Regions from separate parts of the Homo sapiens genome. Here region 2 is linked to region 1. Evidence: chromatin loops called from intact Hi-C (ENCODE). Cell type or tissue: ascending aorta. All regions are shown on one strand. Region 1 holds the start of PDE8B (phosphodiesterase 8B). Region 2 overlaps PDE8B (phosphodiesterase 8B).

The links. A loop is a pair of places that touch in the nucleus more often than their neighbours do. Peaks named below come from ENCODE experiments on the same cell type or tissue, not always from the same donor. Only the 100,000 strongest peaks of a DNase experiment are listed, where the experiment ranks them.
Region 2: a loop joins it to region 1, with 3 times the contacts of the local background. A loop is called at or near these places in 2 of 110 quality-filtered maps.

What each region holds. Positions count from the first base shown.
Region 1 is chr5:77,208,062-77,216,061 of GRCh38, reverse strand. It overlaps PDE8B (phosphodiesterase 8B), which reads right to left and starts at 5,382. Exons shown (of 22, transcript NM_003719.5): 1 at 4,798-5,382. The coding sequence starts at 5,136. In ascending aorta, no CTCF peak of the experiment used is centred here; DNase peaks (open chromatin) are centred at 4,507, 5,531 and 7,331; H3K4me3 peaks cover 2,774 bases; H3K27ac peaks cover 2,323 bases.
Region 2 is chr5:77,302,500-77,310,499 of GRCh38, reverse strand. The region is part of intron 1 of PDE8B (phosphodiesterase 8B); the gene reads right to left. Among named protein-coding and RNA genes, the nearest start is that of PDE8B, 96 kb to the right of the region's middle. In ascending aorta, no CTCF peak of the experiment used is centred here; a DNase peak (open chromatin) is centred at 4,379; H3K27ac peaks cover 4,746 bases.

The sequences.
Region 1 (8,000 bases):
AAGAACTGGTTGGTTGGTCTTGTGTCATTTGGTGCTGGGTTCACAAAGTTACCTACAGCCCTCCGATTGGTCACCACAGCCTCCTGAATAGAATAGAAAGTAAGCAGCTTTTATTCCCCAATCAGAAGTCTCAACCTGGTTCAACAGCTGTCACCTTTGCTGAACCACTAATTTCTAGATTTCCCTTGCCTGCCTGGCCCCAACATTCCCACCTGCTCCCTGGCCCCCTCCAACTTTGCTGGTTGAACAAACTCTGGACTCTGTCTTCCCACCTGGTTCCACGGGGCTCACTCCCTCCTTCCTATTTTGATTATTATTTTGATTACTGGCCTTTACCCATGACCAGTTTAGTGCCACAGAATCTGCCCTGCCCTCACCAGCATATTCTGTCCTGCTGGCGCCCAGGCCATACCTGGTGGTCACCAAAACAGGATTTCAGTAGAAACTATATCATCTCTGAACAGCTGGCAGCTTATACTATGTTACATCCTGGCTTGAGGACTTACTTTCCTTCAAAAGGAAGAATTACCTGATAGTCCTTAAAAATTCATGGAACTACTGAAGAAAGTCATGAAAATAAGGAAAATGTGCTCATTCATTCTAATTAATGTGCTGGGAAAAGAAGGGACTAAATTGTAATCATATATACAATGGCAGAAGGCAAACTTGGATTTTATGAAATCAGCTTGCAGGACTCATTTGAGCTTATTAAACTTTATACTTCATTTTAAAATGAAAAATGATGGTGAAAGGCCTAGCAAGAATTCCAAGAGCTGAGAAGAGAATATGTGCCTGTATCATGTAACATCCAGCCTTGCTTTAGACTTCTGTTGTGGTGGCAAAGCAAGACATTAGGACCTGTACAAACCCAAAAGGATCCTGGGGAAAACTTAACCTCAAGAAACCAGAGTTGGTTACATGATCCAACACTCCTCACTTACAGACTTTTTAGCCAATCTCGGAGGCTCAGCGTTTTGACTTCCTGTACAGGGATAGCAGGTTTCCCATACAGAAGTGAACTAAGATGAAAGCAGTGCTATGACCAGTACCCCAGATAAAGACAGTGTGGTACTATGCACTCTGCTAGAGGTGGCCCCACCTCATTCGCCTGGTCAACAGACAGATAATTTAATTCACCACTGTAAAAAGCAGTGGTTCTCAAAATGGGGTCCCCAGATCAGCAACACTAGCATCTCCTGGAAGCTTGTTAGAAATTCAAATTCTCAGGCCCCACCCAAGACCTACTAAATCAGAATCTCTGGGAGTGGAGTCCAGCAATCTATATTTTAACAAGCTCTCTAGGTGATTCTTGCGTAAAGTTTGACTCCAAAACACTGACTTAGAAAACAAAAATGACTTTTTTCCAAAATAGCTCTACTCCTCCCCCAAATAAAATCTCATTATTATTTACCATAAGGTCAGTGGAATATCTATTTATTTTCCTTTTATATATAGTCAACTCAGGATTATCCTCACAAATTCTGGAGTGCTATGGAACAGAAAACATAGCAGTCACTAATAACTGGCTTAGGCACACCATTTTACAGGAGATTTATCCTCCTCATTAGGCTTTGCTTACCAAATTTCATGGATATTTCCTGAATCGCTAGCACCTACAACACAGTCTGGCCACAAATACTGAATGAACAAATGAGCACATTCTGTATGAATGGAGGGAAAACGGGGAGCTGGTGATGCTGCCATCTGGAAACTAACAACATCCTGTGTCTGATCCACAAAAGAGTGAACCTACACAGAGGTCATAGCAAGTTGACGATATTGTCAATAACGATTCTTCTCTACAACTGGCTGTCTAGTCCCAGATGCTCCCAAGTAGGAACAGCTGGTATGAGAAAACTTGTAAGAATCCCTGGTTCTTCCCAGAGAGAGGTTCAACCATCTCCTCTGAGGATTTCTGAACAAGAATTACAAAACTGGCACAATATCAAGAGTGAACATCCTGCAGGATTCTCCTGTTGGAGTACTATTTTTGAAAAGGCAAGCAAAAAGGAAAGAAATTGCTAGGAAGTTGCATTTTCACAGCAATTGGGAGACAAATCTAACTTCTTACCAGAAATGGAAACCCATGTGATATCATTGTACTGCATATGAATTATTAATGCTTATAACCCTTTTTTTTTTGCAAATTAGGTATTCAGGAAGGTTCCTGTTGACATCATGTTTGACATCATAATGCCTCATCATTCTAAAAGCTTAATGAGATGAATTATTGCTAGAAAAGAGAGAGAGAGAGATCAAGCACACATTTTTGCACTCTGGGGAATACCAGAGGCCAAGTAGATAATGAGGATACACTTCATAATTGATGTAAAATGGCCAGGGGGAGGGGGTGGAAACTATTACAACCTTCCACCACTGTAAACAGGACCAAATGGTAAAGATTTTATTTTTCCACCTGTGTGCTTTGGAAAGGGGTGGGGCACCACCACGTGCCTAGCAACTATCTCAAACTCTTACGGCAAAAAAAGAATGCTTAGTCTACAAAAAAATGAATGTAAAGTTTTTATAAAATTATCTCAGCAACAAAAGGGCACAGAACATGTGAACTTTACGATTGAGAAAAGACAATACAACACCGAGTCACAGGCCTAAAAGGATACTATTAAATATATTAGGGCAGTTCTGTGATAATAATTCTGTAAGATTTGCATAAATAACTCTGGTCTCAAATTTCACTTCAAATATATACTTTCTGAGATCCACACAATGCAAAGTAGTGTTAAGTCAATGAACCAGGGGTTTCATTTCCAACATTCCCAGTAATGGGTTAGAGTGAATTAAGCTCTTATTTGGGAATCTTCTTGATAAAGCAAAATGAGTTAAACTCCTACCCAGGTCAAGCCTTTTAATACTTAAGCCAAGTAGCAATGAGATTAATACAAGTTTATACAAGCTGCTAATAATTGGGGCTCATTGTCCCTTCAGTTTTTACTTCATTTGGTCTCTAAGCAGCCTCTTGAGGGAAGTATTAAAAATGTACAGAATGGGTTCATTCAGTATTCTTTCTTCTACTGAACAAACATGGAGTAGCTAGAGTTGCCAAGTACTAAACTGAGATTATAGATATTCTAGAAAACAAAAATTCACAATTTCTCTGGAGCAACCAAAAAAAGTATCACAAAGTTCATGAGCTGTCACAATTTTGAACTACTGCTTCAGGTCTTCAACCGTCAGGCAAAAGGATGGTCTTTACTGATAATATCCCAACTTAATATTTTCACCAAATTTAACATTTTCATCCCTGAAAATTGCTCCTAAAGCTAACTTTGTGTGAACAGGGAGGGGGAGAGAGAGAGAGCTTGACAAAAGCAAAGTATAGCGTTCAGCACATGCCTCTGTAACGAATGGGCAACTGGTAGGTTTGTACTGTCATAAATCCTAGACTCTAGTCTTCAGACATGCTATGCTAAGATCACACTGTTAACATTCAATAGTTAGGAGAGAAAGCTTACTCCTGGCACATAGTAGGTGCTCAATAAACGATGTTTTTACTATAATGGTGATTATGATTACTGCCAGAGAAACACTGCAACCACAAGCAAACATCAGTCAAGCTTCATGTTAAACAATCAGATGCTGTTAAAAAAAAAATAGGTTCATTAAAAAACTTTTGGACTTCCAGATTGAAGCCAAAACATGTTATCCTTCTCCTCACTCCTCCACTGTGGGCTGCCTTCATCCAATGAAGACCAAGTTTTTAACTATTAAAAATACAAATGTGTCTTTGACAAATAATCCATGGAATGGTTCTTGGTAACCTATTGACCAGGTAAAGGCTGTGATTCTATCTGACATTAGGAGTATTTTTTTCTCTCTGTACAATAGGATATGCCATTGTTATCTTGTTTGCTGAAAGGAAAAAAGACCCAGTGCCCAGATTTACACAATGAAAAGCCTCTTGGATTTAACGGTACTTTGAGAACATACGGGAGGACACTATTTAAATAATTATTTTTCTTCTGTCTTTAAGAAATAAATATTTAGCGACTGCTTTAACCATCTAAACAATTTTTTCCACTTCCTCAAAATCCCACTCTCTGGGAAGATCAGTTGTATGTGCAGAATCATCCTCAGACAGCTGTACTGCACTGGAAACCACGTCCCCTCACGGTGGCTCTGCTGACACTCCGAACTCATGGCCCGGTTCTCTCAATTCTGTCTAGGATGCAGCCAACCCAGAGAAACGTTACAGTGACAAACAACAGGTTCCACTCTGCTCCGTTCCCACATCTCTTAAAACACGAACACTCATTCATTCACAAATCCCTACGCTCGGTTCCTGTGCTGAGACTCCAGCCTGGCTGGTAATCCCAGGTAAAAATCGGAATATGGGGCACTATCTATCCTGGTGCTGCAACTGCACCAGTCACCTACAAGGCACGCAAATCCAGCTCAGTGCTCAGATTTCATTCAACAGGACTGGCCACCGAATGCTCTCAATGGTCCCCACCCCTCTTCCTGCATAAACCAAGCCACAGCCTTCCTGCCCTCAAGGAGGAACAGGCCAGCCCACCTGCTTCCTTCTGCGCTCCCTTCCCCGCCCAGTCCCCCAGGACCAGCTAAGGACGCTTCCAGGACCCCTCCAGGGGCCTTTTTCTGACCACATTTCCTGGGCTCCCATCATCTCCACAAATGAAAAGTAAACTCCTCCTTAGTGACAACCTCTCCAAACCAACCGCCTCACGGTCACCCAACTCCGCCGGAGCCCCCTACCCGTGCGAGCCCCGCCGACGGGGCGGACGGCCCCCACGGCGTGTGCCAGCGCGGGGCATTTACCTTCACGCTGGTGTAGCAGGTCTGAGTCTCGGCCTCGGCGCTGCTGCAGCAGTGGCGCCTCCGGCCCCTGCTGGTGGTCGCGGCGGGGGCTGCGGAACCCGCGCTGCTACCGCTGCCCAGCTCGGTGCGGGCCCTGCGGACGCGGGCTACGCTGGGGGGTCCCGACGCGCGGCTCGGGGGGATGGCGTCGGCGGCGTCGGTCTGGACGAAGAGGCCGGGCAGGGGTGCCGCCGGGCCCTGCGACACGCTGGTGGTCTGGCGGGGCGAGCTGGACTCGTCCGAGTCCCGGCAGTAGATCACGCCGCTCTGCGAGACATGGATGCTGGGGGCGCAGCCCATCCCTCGGCCGGGCTCCCCCGCGCGCCCGCCCGCGCCCGCGGCCGCCGGGACCCAGCGCACCCGCTGCCACCTGCAGTGAGGGGGCGGCCGCGGCGGCGCCCGGACTGCGCGCCCCCCGGCCTGTGTGTCCGCCGCTCCGTCGGGCTGGCCGCGGTGCCCCCCGCCGAGCCTCCGGGGACCGCGCGCGTCACCCCAACTTTCCCTTTTGGGCCATCTTCCTCCCCGAGCGGGGGAGCGCGCATACACAGCGCCCCGCGCGCACCAGCGGCCGCCACCCTCCCCGCCGCGGCGCCCCAAACACGCTCCCCGCGCCTCCGCCTTCCCCTCCTCCCTCGGCGCGGCCCCCGCCGCCGCCCAGCTCGACCTCGCCGGGCTCCCGCACCCGCGGCCCTGGGCCAGGGCGCCCGCCCGCCTGCCCGCCTGCCTGCACCTTCTTTCCCCACTTTCGGTCTGCGCCCGTCCCCTCCCTCCCTCGCTCCCACCCTCCTTCCTCCTCAGGTGCCCCGGCTCCGCGGCCGCAGCCGCCCGGGCCCCACTGCGCCCCTCCGCCCCTCCCGCCGCTCCCGGAGCTCTCCCGACAGGGCAGAGCGTGCCCGCGGCTCGGCTCCGCCGCGGGGCCCCTGTGCGCGGCAGCTGGCACCGCGCCTCGGCGCCCTCCCCTCCTCCTCCGCTGTCCAGAGGCCTCGTCTCTTCTGCACTCATCCCGACGCCGCCCCCAGCGCCCCAGCCCCTCTTCCCCTGAAGGGCTGTGTAAGCCTCTCGCTTTTCACCAACACATTTTCACACATCCCAGAGCTAAACACCAGGAGGCCCCTCCCGAAATGGCAGGGGCCCTACAGCCCAGGCCCACCCACCGCATTTGCTTGCCTCTCAACACACCCGGGAAGTGATGGAGAGACCTCATGGTTCCGTCCTCTTCCCCCAGCCCCACCGCCTACTCCGAAGGCTGAGTTGGATGGTGACCCAGTCTTCAGAAGAAGCCCATTCCATGTCTACTCATCGTTTGGAAGTTTGTGCCAAGGGATGGGAGGCCCTGCGGAGGAAGGCACCCTTGAACACATACGTTCCCCTAAGATCCAAGGCAAGAACAGAAAGAAGCTGTCTGATGGTTCTTGGCTTTCTCCCCCATTTTCACCTCTTCCTTAGGTGTCACTAAATGTTCATGCTGGTTTCTATCCCGTCCAGCCGCCCATGTCAACTGCTGTTCCTCACACTCTGGGCTGGGCAGTCAACAAGGCCTTCCCTCATTCTCCTTGGTGAGGCATGCACAGACTGAGCTGTGCTGGAGGAGAGGAAGAATGCCTTTAGAAGGATGGCTGCTGTTCATCCTTCCCTTGTAAACTCTGAGTTACAGCTGCGAGACACCACTGCCCATTCAGTCACTGGTTCCCGCAGTAATTCCTGCCCGATTTTCACAATGGCACGGGGAGATAAATTAGATGGTCTAAGAAAGGATTTTATCTAGAGTTGCTTATACGGACAAGGGCAGTAACATAGAGGCTTAATGCAAGGCACAAAGAAGTATCCAATTTTAAGGTTTGTTTTTTGTTTTTTTTTCATTCTTATTTTCCTTTTTCTTCCTGGACCACTCTTGGATGTGACTGGATGAAGACTTCAAAAGACAGTTTCTAAATTTCATAGAGAAGCAAGATATCATTCCCAATCCCAAATTCAGTTATACAGGGAGAGTCTAACCTTATTCTTCTACCTTTGCTTCTCTTCTCAGTTTAGCTCTCTTTTTTTGATACAAAAAAACTCCATCTCCAGCTAACCTGGAAAAAGTCTATGCTGTATTTTTTAATGGACAGGCAAATTGCTCATAAAATTTCTGCACAGGTTGGGTCCTCCTAGAAGCAGATTCTGAGATGGTGTTTAGCAGGCAGAGGGAGGCTTTTTAGGAAGTGCTCTTGTAGTCAACATTTGTGGGAGGAAATAAAGGGAGGGAATGGAGGGAGGCAAGCTTGAGCAGAGGGAGAAATTGACCAAGCCTCAGGCATCCCTGCAGGGAGGATTCTGAAGGTGGGATGATGCTTCAGAGTTGTTCTGAGTTGGGGCTGGGTTCTGAGTTGTTCTGGTGGGCCTTTATACCCCAGCATGGACCAGTCTTTACATGCAGGCCACCTCAGCGACCTTGGGCAAGGTGGCTCTCTTCAGCTGAGGCACTGCCCCTAGGAGATGTCAGCTGAGCCAAGGGCTTTCTGCTGGCAGCACTCCCAGTAGCTGGAGGAGTAAGTCCTTTCCTGGCATCATAGCCTCCACCCACAGTTCCCTTCCAGGCTGCTGAGATCCATGTTTCCTTGTCCCATCCATGCCTGTAAGAACACCACATTAAATGGCTGAGACTGAGATATGGGGACAGTCATTCATTTAAAACTAAGCCTCATAGCAACCATCTGCTCTACTTCCAAAGGACAATTTAGGACCTGGGAAAACAACATCAGAGTTAAATTGCAAAAACACTAGTCTCTATACTAGTCCCTGATGTAACGTTCAAGTCAGGGTTTAATGATTCCTAAAGCTTACCTGTGATAATGCATATAGCATTTCAGTCATTACCTTTCATGGAGCTATCAATGACAGCCTTCACATACTGAAATTTACAGCCATGCATATTCTCATGACACATGTCTACTTTTTCAGAGTTTTCTCTAGGAATGCAATGAAACCACCCAGAAAAAAGCACCAGTCACTCACTGAGGCTTTGAAAGGCAAGAAGACTGTGATGAAACAGAAATTACAACCAATCTTCTGGTGGAGAACATTAGGAGCTGAATCATGAAGCTAGAAGTCACCCAGAAACAAATTTAGGTTGAACTTTCTACATTAAAAAATAAGAATAATTAAGCCTTGAAAGAGTAGGTGAC
Region 2 (8,000 bases), 94 kb before region 1:
CTTCTCTTACTCTTCTTTTGTCTAAGTAAGTCAGTATCCTGCAAGGTGTGGGTGCTGACACCAGTAGCCTAGGGGCACAGCCCCAAGAGCAACTCTACTGGGAGAGGACCAGCACCAGAACCTGCTGCGTCACTGGGCTGCCAGCCCTTCACCCAGCTCCACTCCCAAGCCAGTTTTTGTTATTGAAATAGACACCCTCTTTCCAAAGCAGTGCAACTGCCAGAACGCTGATTAAAAAGTTAATGATTGGGCCAGATGCGGTGGCTCTCGCCTGTAATCCCAGCACTTTGGGAGGCCGAGGTGGGCAGATCACCTGAAGTCAGGAGTTCAAAACCAGCCTAGCCAACATGGTGAAACCCCATCTCTACTAAAAATACAAAAAATTAGCTGGGCATGGTGGCGGGCGCCTGTAATCCCAGCTGCTTGGGAGGCTGAGGCAGGAGAATCGCTTGAACCTGGGAGGCAGAGGTTGCAGTAAGCCGAAACCGTGCCATTGCGCTCCAGCCTGGGCAACAAGAGCAAAACTCCATCTCAAAAAAAAAAAAAAAAAAAAAAAGATTAATGATTAAAAAGGGAAACCAGTTGGGCATGGTGGCTCATGCCTGTAATCCCAGCATTTTCGGAGGCCGAGGCAGGTGGATCACTTGAGGCCAGGAGTTTGAGACCAGCCTGGCCAACATGGTGAAACCCCATTTCTACTCAAAATACAAAAATTAGCCAGGCATGGTGTTGGGCGCCTGTAATCCCAGATACTTGGGAGGCTGAGGCAGGAGAATGGCTTGAACTCGGGAGGTGGAGGCTGCAGTGAGCCAAGATCACACCACTACACTTCAGCCTGGGCAGCAGAGTGAGACTCTGAAAAAAAAAAAGTGAAACCAATTTAGTATATACTAAGATAAATTTGATAAGCCAGGGTACCTTTTCGCTTGCCCTGTGATCTCTCTTGAGTTCACTGCCTCCACCACACACAAAAGCCCCCTCCAACAAGACCACCTGTGAATGATTTCTCCAGCAAAATTAGGCTCCTAAAAGAGTCACTCAGTGGCAGAAAATAAAGCAATGAATGAAATCATAAATAGAAGCTTAAAAGGAATAAAATAAAAAGTGACTCGCATTGGAAGGCCAAGAGATAGGGAAGGATTCCTGCAAGAAGGGCACAGGCTGTCCAAAAAATAATAATTCACCCCTAACCAATACCTTGCCTGTATACTTTTCTTTCTCTCTTTCTTTCTCTCTCTTTCCTCTCCTTCCCCTCCCCACCCCTCCCTCCCCTCCCTCCCTCCCTTCCTTCCTTTCTTTCTTTTTCTTTCTTTCTTTCTTTCTGACAGAGTTTCACTCTGTCGCCCAGGCTGGAGTGCAGTGGTGCCTTCTTGGCTCACTACAACCTCCATCTCCTGGGTTCAAGTGATTTTCCTGCCTCAGCCTCCCAAGTGGCTGGGATTACAGGCACCCACCACCACTTACAGCTAATTTTTGTATTTTTAGTAGAGATGGGGTTTCGCCATGTTGGCCAGGGTGGTTTCAAACTCCTGACCTCGGGTGATCTGCCCGCCTCGGCCTCCTAAAGTGCTGGGATTACAGGCATGAGCCATTGTGCCCAGTTGCCTGTATACTTTTCCAAATAATCAATATGTGCATGAAGTGTTGATACAGCTAACCTTACATGGTGGGCTGGCGGGGAAGGGCAGGCGACTTTTGACTCTACCAGGAGAATATCTGATGACTGTGAACATTCCTTAAGTCCCTCTGACCCAGGCATTGTGCCAGGCGCATTCACACCTGTAATCCTAGGGGCAGACAGGCAATGGCCACTGTGTCACAGCATGGAGTTTTAAAAGCAACTTTCAAGCTAGAAGATATATCATTTTTCTTCCTAAAGGCAGGAAAGACCCTACGACTTTCTCTCATAGCCACAACAGTTCTCTGCCTGCCATCCAGTATTCTAACTCCTGTCTGACCTACCCAGCAGGAAGGCATGCTGTGAGCTCGTGGGAGGACAGCAGAGCCCGGAAGTGGGGCTGTAAAGTTGCTGCTAAGGGACATTCTCCAAACCCCTGCCTCTCGTATCTCTACCATCCTTTGCATCCTTTGCCTCTCTCCTCCCAGCCTCACTTCACTGTGCTCCCTCCCACGTGTTGTCACTCTACCTGCACTACCGGCGTGGGTGCCTCAGTTTACCAGCTCCTCTAGTCCTGACCCACACTTTGCTTTGTGTCTCTTGGCCTGCCTTTTCCTTCTTGGTCTGTGCTCCAAGTCATCTGGCCTTGGCTTCTGTGTCCAAAAGAGGTCAACTGTCCCAAAAGAACACTGGAACTTGTTCTTGCTGACTCTGAGGGCTGGCACTAGGTAGTGACCAGCAGGAAAAAACCTGTAGCAGGTGTATTCACAGACGGCAGTTTGCAGAGTTCTGCTTCTGACACAGGCGTCTAACTGCCTGCATTTCACCAATTTATAAAACAGCAACTATGAACAGAAACAGGAGATAATTTACTGACATCTGTGTAGCCAGGCCAAGATTCTCTACTTCAAAGAATGAACTTTGAGCAACTGCAGATGCACAGACTCTTCAATTAGTGTATTAGCTCTGATTCCAGGAAGTGGCCAAGTTTGCCAGGGTCAGAGAAACAAATGCAGGGGTGGGGGCATAGGTAACATAATTCCAACACCTGAGAAGAGGGGAGGGTGGGACCAGAGTGTGAAGAGAGACACACTTCCTAGCCACATGTGTTTCCACAGTAGCCTAATGAGGAAGGACTGCTGAACTACAGCGTAGTTTTAACTGTGCTGTATAACATTCGTAGTGTGTCAAATATTTGTGTGTACATGTGTGAATGGTAACATACACACATATATACATGGAAGCAGGGTCACCAATCCACTTTCACATGAAAAAAAAAACACAAGTACTATTTTGTAGCATTTGTTGACTTCCGTGGTATAAATACCATTGTTGATCTCAAGCTGGCAACATGGGTCCATGACTGCAAAATTAGGAATACATCATTTCATTCAGAGAAGGTCTATGGCAAAGTCACTCAGTCTTTGTTGATCTGTAAACGTCTATCACTCACTTTTGCTTGAAGTTTGGCTGAATATAGAATTCTGGTTGAGAGACATTTTCTCTCCCACTTTGAAGTTGAGAAAGAGGAGGTAATACTTCTGGTTTGGGAGGTGGGGAGATCAAGGAAGGCTTCATGAAGGCAGGCAGGTGGTGAAGAATAGGGGGACGAAGATACTGGGTTGGGGAAGGAGATTCTAGGCATAGGGAACAGCACAGGCACAGGCATGGAGGCAGGAAAGCGAAGGTGCTGGTGGGGAGAAAACAAGTGTCCAGAGAGCTGGATTGCAGTGTGAGAAAGGGTCGACTGGGAAGGCTGGGGTCAGATCCTCAGAGGACACAGGAAGGAGCTCTCTTTTTTAATCTCTAAGCACCAATCACATTGCAGGTGTTTGAGCAAAGGATTAACGTAATAAGATCTGTGACTTGGGAAAATCAAACATTGGCTTGCCCACTTTCTGAACAACCAAGAACAGAGATTTAGCAAAAACTAAACAAAAACACCACTATGAGTAGGAACTACAGCAATGAAAGCAAGTGGGAAAATACACTGCAATGATCAAGAAAAAAACTCAGCTTGGCTTCACTTCAATAGAAAGGGAACTCCACGATACAACCCAGCTGGTGCAGGGTAGGCAGATGGAAGAGGCAAACTCACGAGAGAAATCAAGGTAGTTCAGGTTGGTTAATTCACCTGTCACGCCACCACATTCTCTAGAGGTGATTGCTGCAGCTCTTAATAGTTTCAGCTTCAGGAATTTTGTTAAGTAACTTGGCATCGAGTTTTAGAGCCTTCCTCAGACAAGAGGGAAGCTAAGGATTCAGGAAGGAAAGCAGTTGACCTGGAAAGCCCTTTCCTGCCTCAGCAGCTAACGCATCCTTCAAGGGCCTGCTCCAACGCCCTTGCCCTCTGACAATGGTTCAAGTCCAACTTCACCCAAAGAAGAACCAGTGATTTCTCTCCTCAGTACTCCTGTATTCATAGCACTGATTTTGTTACTCATTTAAATATCTCACTCCTTGGCAAGACTGTGAGTTTCTTGAGGACATAGTCTCTGTCTTTTTCACAATTTTATCCCCAGCATCTACAAGATGCTCAGTAAATGCTTTGTGGAATTGAATTAAACTGAAAAGAACAGACAGCTTTTAAGTAACAGAGTGAAGATTGAGACTTCATTCTTCCTAACTCCCAGTGCACTGCTCTTCCATTATGCTCCAAAATTGGAAGCATTAATTCTGCAGCACTCATCTTTCTGGTATGGCTTCTGGACTCCATTCAGACTCTGCAAAACAGATGATGCAGTGCCTGGCGATCCCTGCTTGTGCCTGGTAGTCTGTTAACAGGGCTGGCCCAGCACCAAGAAGAAAAAGGGTATGCATGCGTGTGCATGTGCGTGTGTGTCCAGGTGGGGGTGGAATGTCTGAGTTCCAAAACTCAGAGTCTGAATCTTCCCCACTTCAATGACTTCTCCTTTAGAATCCCTTCCTTCCCACCATCTACAGTACTGAGTGTTCGCACACACACAGCTTAAGGCAAGCTTGACTTGCACTTTGTGACGGGTCCACGGTGAAGATCATTTCACACTGAAAAGACACCAGCTGTGGGCACAGAAATAGGCACTTTTAAATGCTCTTCATCAACTCTGTCTGCTGCCCTGTTGGCTCTGATTTAAAAATAGCATTTAATGATCTCAATATGTGCCCTGTCCACCCTCCATTCTCAGGCCAAACTTAGTTCTTTATTCGTCTGAGCTCTGGGTAAACAAAGGTTGTGTCTGCCTTTTGCCTTTTTAATGGGCCCCTGTCTGTCCTCTGGCTTCCAGTCAGAAAGGGACTGGCCCTGCAGCCTCTAGGTGATCCCACTGTGAGGCTGGGCCTCCCTGCTCTATGCTGGGAAACTCTGTCCCATCCCACCCTCTCTCCCCTGCCAACTGTGCTTAGCACACCCAGAACACTCTCTTCCTTCTGTCCCCTCTCAGTTGTGGGCCCTGCTGGCTGGCGCTGCCCTCACTCCAGCCTCCAGCCTTACCTGGCTGTGGTCTGGCTGCCCTCCAGCACCTCCTGGCAACTCTGATACCCTGGACCTTTCAGGGCCCAAGAGCTCACTGGGCAGCCCATGAGCTTCCCTTCTCCTTCCTGCTTCCAATCCTCTGGTCTAGAAGTTCTCAACCTGGGCTTCATATTAGAAGTACCTGGGGAACTTTAAAAATATATCAATGCCTGGGTCCTATTTGACACCAAGATAACTGGAATCTCTAAAATCTCTAAGAATGGGGCCCAAGTGTCTTCAACTTTTTATCTCCTTGGGTTTAGCCAGGGTTGAGAACCACTAGTCTATTCTTTTGAGCAGACTTGTCTGTTGCTAACTTCAATTCCTGCTTCTTTAATGGCCCCTCCTGCAGACTCTATTACATATCCATTTACTCAACAAACACCGGTGGAACACTTACCTCGTGGAAGGTAACAACACCCACCCAAGACTCAGCTATCATGCCTGGACCCAGACATTGACAGCTATCTGTGTTCATTTCCAGATACCTCCACTGGTTTTTTCCAGATAGCTCCACGAAAAACACAAGATTATAATGTTGGCATGAGGAAGATAAAGTCTTTTATATTTGGTGAATTATCCCCCCCAAACAATATCCCTACGTTACAATCAAAATCAATCAAAAATCTCTTTCATAGTTTTTCTGTTATATAATATAGATGGACGATTACTCATGGTTACAAGATACTCACAGCCAGTGACATATTTCATTACTTTTATGTTTTATGCCCTACTATTTAGAATAGTACATTAATTTGGCAGCATGATGTTTTATCACATAAACATACAAATGTCTACTCATCAAAATATACAACCATGAAATAAAAGATTAATCACTTTGACTTTAAAATTATAGCTTCTATTCACCAAAAACAAAACAAAAAAAAGCAAAGAGCACTGTAATAAAAGAGAAAAAGGCCCAGAGCTGGAGAGATGAAATCTAAAACATAAAAACCCAAAAATACTAGTAACCAGAACATAAAACAAAATTTTTTTAAACATCAGTAAGAAGACAGCCAAAAACAAAGCCGGGGAAATGATTTGAAAAAGAAATTTACAGGAGAGGAAATATAAGTATGAAGAGATGCTCATCATCATTAGTAATCAGGAAGATAAAAATTTTAAATTACAATGAGATACTATCTTACATCCAACTATTTTTATCAACAGAATGGCAGAATTAAGAGTCAAACATTATCTAGCATAGGCAAGAAAGTGGCCCCTCAGAAACTCTTATACATTGTTGGTGGGCATGTAAACTGGTTTAGCAACTTTGAAAAACAGTTTGGGGATATCTAGTGAAGACGAAGAAGTATATATCTGACAATTCAGCCTCCTATATGAGTGTATCTCTAGGGTGTATAGGAGGCATTTACAAGAATATTCAGAGCAGTATTGTTTGTAACAAAAATTTAGAAAACTGAATCCATAGTCTATTAATATCACCAGAAGAAACTGATATATGTATCAAGGACTAGCCATACAATAGAATATTATACAACAGTAAAAATGAAACAACTAGAGTTACTCATTTAAAACTTATGAATCTTACAAACATTGAGTTAAACAACAAAACAAAAAATTGCAAGTTTTAGAATGATGCATACCTTAGGATACCACTTGAAGTTTACAAATACTTAAAACAATACTGAATAGACTTTAGGAATATATTATAACAGTACAAAGAAATGCTGACAAACTCCCAATTGAGGCAAGTGGTCCTGCTGGTGGAGGGGACGATGAATTCAGGGAGAGAAGTGCCGGGGCTTCAACTATATTGTGAATGACCTATTTATTTATTTATTTATTTATTTATTTATTTTGAGATGGAGTCTTGCTCTGTTGCCCAGGCTAGAATGCAGTGGAGTGATCTCGGCTCACTGCAACCTCCACCTCCCAGGTTCAAGTGATTCTTTTGTCTCAGCCTCCCAAGTAGCTGGGATTACAGGCTAATTTTTTGTATTTTAGTAGGGAACACAAAAATTCTCTACGCCCTGCTAATTTTTTGTATTTTAGTAGAGACGGGGTTTCACCGTGTTGCCCAGGCTGGTCTTGAATTCCTGAGCTCAGGCAATCCATCCACCTTGGCCTCCCGAAGTGCTGGGATTACAGGCATGAGGCACCACACTCAGCGTATGACCTATTTTTTTAAGCAGTAAATAGTGAGTACATGGGTGTTTACTGAATTAAACTTTCTATCTTCTTGTATATGTAGATATTTCCAAATAAATGGAAATTAGGTTTAATTTTATTGGGAAAGTCTATTTCCTATTTTGGTGTTAACATTAATGGAGCATTAGCCACTACATAAATATTCTACACATGCTTTTTATTTTTCCAGTAAAGTCTTTATTTGGTAGAATAAGGTGTTGTATTTAAAATTCCTCAGAATATAGATGGGGTTTCTCTGAAACTTGGTAAAATAAAATTCTAGAAAATTGGGCTGGGACTCAGGGGACCTTGCTCAAGATGAGTAACTGCACTGTGCCTCAATAAGACAAAAGGGGCTGATGAATTCCCCACGTACATCATCTCACGTAAAGGTCACAGCAATCCCACAGGGCATCCTGGGCCCCTTTCTATGGCTTAAGAGGTTATGCTGCAGAAAGGTTAAGCCACTTACCCGAGAGGATGAAGCTGAGATTTAAGCCCAGGTCTGCCTCACTGGGAAGGCCATGCTCTTATTTGTGTATTTACTTATATCTCAGACTGTTCCAGAAAGGCCTTAAGATGGTGTACAAAGAGACTTTAAATGAGGTGAGGGTTTTTAAATGACTTATAAATAAGATGTGAAAGATCTGGCTGAGAAACAATGAGCATGGAAAGAGGAAGCAGGTAGGGAAGTCGGTGTGCACAACGTTTGGCACAAGGCACCCGCTCCCGCTGCAGTGG